Regions from separate parts of the Mus musculus genome. Here region 1 is linked to region 2. The links are chromatin contacts, found by Hi-C or POLR2A ChIA-PET in ENCODE. All regions are on one chromosome and are shown on one strand. The core of a region is the stretch at or near the end of the contact, and the rest is flanking DNA. Distances in the headings are between cores, read along the strand shown. Region 1 holds the start of Slc37a4 (solute carrier family 37 (glucose-6-phosphate transporter), member 4). Region 2 holds the start of Vps11 (VPS11, CORVET/HOPS core subunit).

Region 1 (4,077 bases), core at 1,408-3,907, 37 kb before region 2:
TCCCATCTCCACTGGCTGGCCCAGCCATGCGAGGAAGCCTCAAAGGGCCTCTCTTCGCAGTTCCTCCTGCCCACTCACCTTCGCCATGGCCCTGTCTGACAGGTAACCAGCTGCAATGCTTCCTACAAGGCCTCCGACCTCGAGGGCACTGATGTAGGAGCTACCTGCATGGGGAGTTGTGGGGAGGAGGAAGGGAAAAGAGTGAACAGGGATTTCCCATTGAGGTTATCCCAAGGTACAGACCTACCTCCAAGGATGCCCAGCCTTAAGGGGGAAGTAGAGAAAGGGAGAGAGGGTGGAGATCCCATCTCCTGCATTGGCCCCTGGTTTGTACACCCTTCTCTGTCTAAACACTCATCTTACCCACAAGGGCGGACTGCCCTCGCTCCTGGATAAGGAAGAACTGGCCCCAGTCTGTACAGCAAGTCTTTACTCCGAAGACCACGAGGTAGCCAGTGGACAGCACCCAGAGATAGGGGGACAGCAGCAGATCCTGTAGGGTGCTCTCCTCCTTTGATGAGCCTGAAGGTGGGGAGAGGCCAGCTAGGACTTGGGCTCTGCTCCTGCTGGCCTGCCCCCACTGCACCACCACCGTTCATTAGCCAGCTGCCAGAACAGGCTGTGAGCACCACCAGGATTGATGTGGGGCACCCCCTCAAAGCCCTGCTTCCCTCTCCCCTACCTCGATGCAAATGAAAGGAAATGAGGACGGTGCAGGTGGAAGAAGGCACCCAAACTGCTTAAACTTAGGGGGTTACCCAGAATGGAGAGATCTGTGCTGTCAGAGAAGGCTCAGGATGCGCTGGCTGATTTCAGGATAGAATCTTTACTTCTCCCACCCAATCTCCATTACCATTCCTTCGCCTACATCCAGTGGCAAGCACAGGGCAAGGCAAAGGCTAGTCCTAACAAAATCGTGCGGAGCCAGGGGCAAAGGAAGGTGCTCTAGGAGTCAGCTTGATAGAGGCTTACCCTTTTTGCCCTTGGAGGGGGCAGGGTCCAGATTTCGGAGTCCAACATCAGCAGGTTCATTGTGGATAAGCAGCAGACAGAAGAAGGAGACAACCACACACAGTGCCCCAGACAGGGCCAGTGTGCTGCGCCAGCTGTAGCTCTGGGCGAGGATCGTTGCCAAGATAGGTCCCAAACTTCCAGCCAGGTTCATGCTGGTTGACAACACAGCCCACCAAGTGCCAAACTGGGATGGCTCAAACCACTGTGAGGCAGAGGGGAACAGAATAGGTGCCTGGCTTAGAGGCCACACAGAAGGAGCAGCTCGAGTGTGGCAGACCTAGACACTCACATTACAGGGATGAGGGAAGAGTGCTTCTACTTGGCGGAGCCCAGTCCCTCGTCTGCCACCCGATCCCACCACCCTCAGGCTCCTAAAATATCCCAACAGCAGCAGGAGCTGGCAGGGAACTCCTAAGGAACCTGCTATGGGTTAGGGGTGGAAGGGTTGTGTAAGAAGAGGTGCTCCCAAGTGCCCACTGGGTGCCCTCCCCCTCAGGCTCATCAGATGCACTCACCTTCCTCAGGATCTTCCCACAGGGGGGCCAGCCCAGCCCCTGTGCCAGACCATTAAGAAACCAAAGAGCAGCAAAGGCTGACACTGTGGAGCTCCATGAGAAGACTACGTTGACCAGACCAACCAGGAGCAGCCCAGAGGAGAAGAGCCAGCGGGCGCTCATCTGATCTGACAGAACCCCGCTCACAAACTTGCTGATGGCGTAGGCTGCCGACTGGCTGCTTGTGATGAGCCCTGCAGCGAAGGGGAGCAGGGAGCAGGACACCTGAGGGGTTAGGGACAGGGCAGAGGCACAGGAGGGGCGGAGGAAGGTAAGGGGTCAGGTGTGTACAGGTGCCTGGCAGGGTGAGACAGGTTCCTTCCCGGATTTGACACTCTCCTGCCTGCTGAGCCGTGCATCACAGGCCCAGGCTGACTTGGACCTTCTCAGCCTCTTGGATTTCTTTCTTTCTTTACCCCTGGAATATGCAGTTCCCACCTCACTCTGAATGCTCGCCAAAAGCCCAAACACGTCTGAATGCGAAGGACTCTAGAGTCAAAGATCTTATTCCCCCTGGCAGGTAGCACGCAGGACACATCAAATCATGGTGCTACTCTCCCAGTGTTCACCGTGACCTGCAGGTGCAGCATGCACGAACAGGTGTGAAAACCTTGCTACCCGCTCCCAGTAGCACCTCCTGGGCACGTGTGGGTGCCAGGCATATACACCGGCTAAGCACTGGTTTCACATGTACACCCACACCCAGGCACATGGAGCTCAGCCTCTCCACCTGATACAAGCTTGAAACCCCCCATGCTTGGACAAACCATACTCCAAATGGTGTATCCCACAGCCCACCACCCTGCCCTTCCATGGCTTACCCAAATCGTCCTTGTCCAGAGCGATCTCATCCACCAAGGAGGGCATGACAAAGGAGAAGGTTTTGCGGTTGAAATAGTACAGGCTGTAGCCTCCAAACATGGCCGCAAATATGACAGTGCGATAGTAGCCGTAGCCTTGGGCTGCCATGGTAGAAAAAGCTGGCCCTGCTGGCCCACTCCAGTACTTCTGACCACAGATTCTTGACTGCTCCTGCTTGCAGCTAGCTCTCTTTAGTGCCTGGATCTGCTGAGCTGTGTTTTTCTGTGCGCTTTCTCTCTCCTCCACCCAGGCTCTTTATAGCCGCCTTCTGGACAATCATTAAGCCTGGGGCAGCAACCAGGGAACCCAGTGTCCTGAGAGAGACAAGAAAACAGGTTACTGAGAGCCAAACCGGGGGAGGAGAGGGTCCCCAGGACTGCTTGCCCTTCCCTCCTTTCCCAAGTCTTCTTGCCTGTGAAGCCAGCTGTGATTAAAGGCTCAGCCTAATTACTTTTGTCTGCACAAGCCCAGGGGAGGCTCGGGTAGGATGAGCAGAGCAAGCTCTCAGTATAGCCCTACTCCCTTGGTCAATGAACTTTCTCATTCTCTCAGGTTCCTTTGCGGTGCCAGGCTGCCGGACATTGTGAAAGGCACTAGATCGGTTCCTACCCCCCAGGTTCATTCAATCAACCACATACCTTAAAAACAACCCCACACCCACTGCTGAGCCTTCACCAAATGCTTAGCACACAATGGAGTACAGTTTCCTAATAGGTATCCCCTTCATTGGGGGATATATTTCTTGAACTCCTCATGGTGGTAGGGAACAGCGCATACACTTTCCTTATACACACAGTGATAAAAGGTAGATACATAAATTAGACCTAGTAAGTAAATAGTAAAACACAATGAGGCACCATAGTAAAAGTTTCTTAAAGCCTATCGTTTATTTCTGGAATTTCCCATTCTCCTTTTTCCACTAAGGCTGGCCTCTGTCACTGAAATGTGCAAGGAACAACAGTAGGTAAGGAGCGAGATAACTGCAGTAGTTGCAAAATTAAACGGGGGGACAAGCCCCTCAGTTCACCCTGCAATGACACGCAGAAGGCGCGCCTAGGGCTTAGGTCTGGATGAGACCCCCTTGGAACTGCCTCTGGATCCCTATTACCCTGCGACATCAGTAGGGGGTCCGTACTGCGGGGCTGTGGGTCCCCGAAGCACGCCACCGCAGCTTTCTGCTCCGCTGCACAGCCGCTGGAGCACAAGGCGTAGGCGAGAGAAGCCGCACGTAGCCTCGGGAGGCCCCTCGCTCTGGCAGCCTAGGCTCTGCCAGTCAGGATGGGCAGGCGGCGCCGCTTGCCACCTGCCGAGCACCCCGTGTCCTCAAGCCACCCGGGACACCCGACTCCTGGCTGGGAACTGCGGGTCCTGGGGACAGGAGCAAGAGAGCTGCGGAGACTGTGCGCTGCAGCCACGAGGGCACCGCATCTGCAAGAGCGCTGTCCCTGGGCCGTGGAACTGTCGCCATCCCGGAAGGGCAGTCACCCGGACAGCCTCCGGCGTAGTCGGAAGTCAGGGGAGCCCCAAGGTCCCAGACTTGCCCTCTAGTCCCGCCCTCACTGACGCCCCTCCTTCGCATGCCACCCCTACCTGGACGGAGGCGGTAACCCCTAGTGGGATGGGGCGGGACTCGAGTAAGGCTGGTGCG
Region 2 (3,866 bases), core at 159-2,658:
TGCTTTCTTCCATTTATGACCTAAAATATCTCTGACAGGTTTAAAAACAAACAAACAAACTTAAGCACAGCAAGCTAGAATTCACAAAATGTGTGAAATCCTCATCAGTGACTGAGCATTTTATTGATTTGTCTGTCCCCCATTGTCACCACAAACAAACAAAAACCTCAAGACTTTCTTGGTTAGAGTAAACTTTCTGACTGGTATACAGTGGTGGATTTTCTATAGAGATCTGCACAGAAAGTACATACTGTCCATCTAGCTGCTTCTTTTTTGTTTTTGTTTTTGTTTTTGTTTTTTTCGAGACAGTGTTTCTCTGTGTAGCCCTGGCTGTCCTGGAACTCACTCTGTCTGTAGACCAGGCTGGTCTCGAACTCAGAAATCTGCCTGTCTCTGCCTCCCAAGTGCTGGGATTAAAGGCGTGCGCCACCACCACCCGGCTCTAGTTGCTTCTTGATAGCATAATTTTACTTATAAAGTTTTGTTTAGTATTATATCTAAGTACACTGTAGCTGTCTTCAGACACACCAGAAGAGGGCATCAGATCCCATTACAGATGGTTGTGAGCCACCATGTGGTTGCTAGGATTTGAACTCGGGACTTTCAGAAGAGCAGTCAGTGCTCTTAACCGCTGAGCTATCTCTTCAGCCCTATAAAGTTTTTTTTGTTTTGTTTTGTTTTTTTAATTTATTTATTATATGTAAGTACACTGTAGCTGTCTTCAGACACACCAGAAGAGGGCGTCAGATCTTATTACAGATGGTTGTGAGCCACCATGTGGTTGCTGGGAATTGAACTCGGGACCTTTGGAAGAGCAGTCAGTGCTCTTAACCTCTGAGCCATCTCTCCAGCCCTTGTTTTGTTTTTTTAAGATATATTTATTTACCCAATGTATATGAGTACACTATAGCTGTCTTCTCACACACCAGAAGAGGGCGTCAGATCTCATTACAGATGGTTGTGAGCCACCATGTGGTTGCTGGGAATTGAACTCAGGACCTCTGGAAGAGCAGTCGGTGCTCTTAACCACTGAGCCATCTCTCCAGCCCCCTATAAAGTTTTATACATCTAAAAAGCTTTGGATTTGATCGGGCAGTCTATTAACTACTTTTAAAAAGGTGGCACTTAATTACAGCTTTATTTTGCAAAATTAAAAAGCTGATGAATTAGATAGCTTCCCAAAACATTATTCTCTGCATCGAACAGAGTATTGAGTTTTGAGACACCGCCTCTCTGTGGAGGGCATGCGGACCTCGAATCGCGCCACCACTCTCTTGAAGGACGTTGTCAGTCCTAACAAGATCAAAAGAGCATTAAGGAGCTACGGAGCACGCCCCACCTCTCAGTCCCGAGCAGCAAGCCTTTTGTGCGCATGCTCCCCACTGTCACATGACTCGCCTTTCGGTTCACGTGATTTCGCTTCCGGAGGCGGGGGCCTTCGGCAAGATGGCGGCCTACCTGCAGTGGCGGCGTTTCGTTTTCTTCGAGAAGGAGCTGGTGAAGGAGCCGCTGGGTAATGATGGGGCTGCTCCCGGTGCCGCGCCTGTGTCGGGATCCGCTGCTTCCAAGTTCCTTTGCCTCCCTCCTGGCATCACTGTCTGCGACTCAGGCCGCGGGAGCCTGGTCTTTGGAGATATCCTTCTTTCGGAGGTGTTTCTTTCCTCAGCGCACGCCGGACGAGTTTCTACAGCGAATGCAATCTGTCAGTGGCGTTTTGCGTGCTCGCAGTTAGACGCGAGCCCAGATGTCTTTTGTGGGCTGATGGGAGAAAGAAGGAAGTTCATTTTCTCACTTGTCAACTGAGCAGTCCTGAGCAAGTCATTTAACTCTCGGCTTCAGGTTCCTTTACTGGAAAAAGGTTGTTAATGCCAGTTTGACAAAGGTTAAGATCGGCCCCCTCGCAAATAGACGCAACTTGCCTTTAAAATATGTGTGTGTGTGTGTGTGTGTGTGTGTGTGTGTTTGATTGTGAGTGTGTGTGAGGTGTTACAGTCCCTGTCTAATATTGTAGGCGAGGAGGTAGATAGATAAGGACTTTGTTTGCTTTGTTCACGAGCTATGAGCTATGTGGGGAAGCCCTTGGGATGTACAGTCAGACCCCAGCTGAGGTCTCAAGCCACTGGTAGTTACAAACTACATAGGGGCTACTTTTTCCTTTCAGAGACGCTCATTCCTCAACTTAAGATAGGTTTACATCCAGGCAGATCCATCATAAATGGAAAGTTATACAAGCCAAAAATGCATTTATCTTGCCTAGTCTACCAGTCTAAATAGCAACAGAGTACACTATAACTATACTATATCAATGTTCCCTTCTGATTCCATTGCTGACCGGGAGCTAAATGTGCCCAGCATCACAAGAGAGTATCTTTTTCAACATCTTGGACAGGGTCTCAATGTGTAGACTAGGCTGGTCTTGAACTCACGCCCATCTCTTGGCTCCAGATCACTGGGATTAAGGGCTATCCTCAAAGGAGTATCTTACCCATATTACTAGCTCTGGAAACTTGTCAATTATGCTTTCTTCTTACATGCTCTGCCCCTCAGCCCTCAAAGTAGAATTTCTGCTGCTTGTCACTTTTGTAGGATTGTAAATTAAAAGTTGCTAAGTCAGTGACAACACACTGATCATACTTTTAATTTTTAAATAAGGTGCAGTAAGAAATTAGCAACAATAATACTAAAACAGGACAATTATAATAATATCCTGTAATTGAAATTATGTGAATGTAATCTCTCTTAAGATTACAAGTGCATGTGTGTGTTTCATTTCCTTCTTTCTTTTTTAAATTTATAACACAAGATCCCATTTAGCCAAGGATGACTTCTAACCTTCTTACCTTTACCTCTGGAGTTCTAAGATTACAAACATGTGCCTCTGCACCCAGTTATATATGGTGCTAGATATCTAACCCAGGGCCTTGTGTGTGCTAAGGAAGTGTCAGTTGTGTGCTATGTCTCCAGCCCTGGCTTCTCCTAAGATATTTTAATTCCTCCTTGTACTATTAATGCATAGAATATGCAGCTGTAGACGAGGTGGGGGAGGGTCACGTCACTCCTTGGAAAAGAGGCACCTTGACCACCCTGCACATATGGAAGGCCAGATCTGGTTCTTGCCACGTTCTCTACAGCTTACAGGGTTCCAGGCCTACAAACTACGGGTGACACACTTATATCAGCTGAAGCAGCACAATATTCTGGCATCGGTTGGTGAGGATGAAGAGGGTATTAACCCTCTGGTAAGTCCCAGAAAAGAAAAATCCAGAAGCCCGAGGAATGGTTTTTGGTTGGAGGGAAACTAACTTTCACATGTCTGTGGTCTGTCTCTAGGTAAAGATCTGGAACCTGGAAAAGAGAGACGGTGGCAATCCACTCTGCACCCGGATTTTCCCTGCCATCCCAGGGACAGAGCCAACTGTTGTGTCTTGTTTGACGGTCCATGAGAATCTCAACTTTATGGCCATTGGTATGCTGAAAGGAGGAAAAAACGCATTCCTAGATTTTTTAAAAAATGACTTATTTTTATTTTATGTACATTGGTGTTTTGCTTATACATATGTCTGTGTGATGGTGTTAGGTTCCCCAGAACTGGAGTTACAGGCAGTTGTGAGCTGCCATGTGGGCGCTGGGAATTGAACCTGGGTCCTCTGGAAAAGCAGCCAGTGCTCTTAACCACTGAGCCTCTTCTCCAGCTCCCATTCCTAGATTTTTAAATACATTTTCTTTGACGTGGTCTCTGCAGTTGATACGTGCTGCCACTGTTTTCTGTTTTTCAGGGTTCACAGATGGCAGTGTCACCCTGAACAAGGGAGATATTACCCGGGACCGGCACAGCAAGACGCAGATTTTGCACAAGGGCAACTATC

The links. Hi-C counts contacts between places; a loop is a spot of excess contacts on that map. ChIA-PET counts read pairs that join two places held with the same protein, here RNA polymerase II (POLR2A).
Region 1: POLR2A ChIA-PET joins it to region 2 with 14 read pairs in embryonic stem cell. The contact joins the promoter of Slc37a4 here to the promoter of Vps11 in region 2. A Hi-C loop is called at or near these places in 2 of 37 maps with a recorded cell type or tissue (both left cerebral cortex). POLR2A ChIA-PET finds 5 or more read pairs at or near these places in 4 of 5 experiments (Patski and embryonic stem cell).

The regions. Positions count from the first base shown.
Region 1 is chr9:44,396,934-44,401,010 of GRCm38, reverse strand. It overlaps Slc37a4 (solute carrier family 37 (glucose-6-phosphate transporter), member 4), which reads right to left and starts at 2,657. Exons shown (of 8, transcript NM_008063.3): 1 at 2,390-2,657; 2 at 1,530-1,762; 3 at 973-1,216; 4 at 364-522; 5 at 79-164. The coding sequence starts at 2,537. It overlaps Mir7085 (microRNA 7085), which reads right to left and starts at 588; the gene lies at 523-588.
Region 2 is chr9:44,359,212-44,363,077 of GRCm38, reverse strand. It overlaps Vps11 (VPS11, CORVET/HOPS core subunit), which reads left to right and starts at 1,408. Exons shown (of 16, transcript NM_027889.2): 1 at 1,408-1,633; 2 at 3,091-3,239; 3 at 3,331-3,466; 4 at 3,777-3,866. The coding sequence starts at 1,447.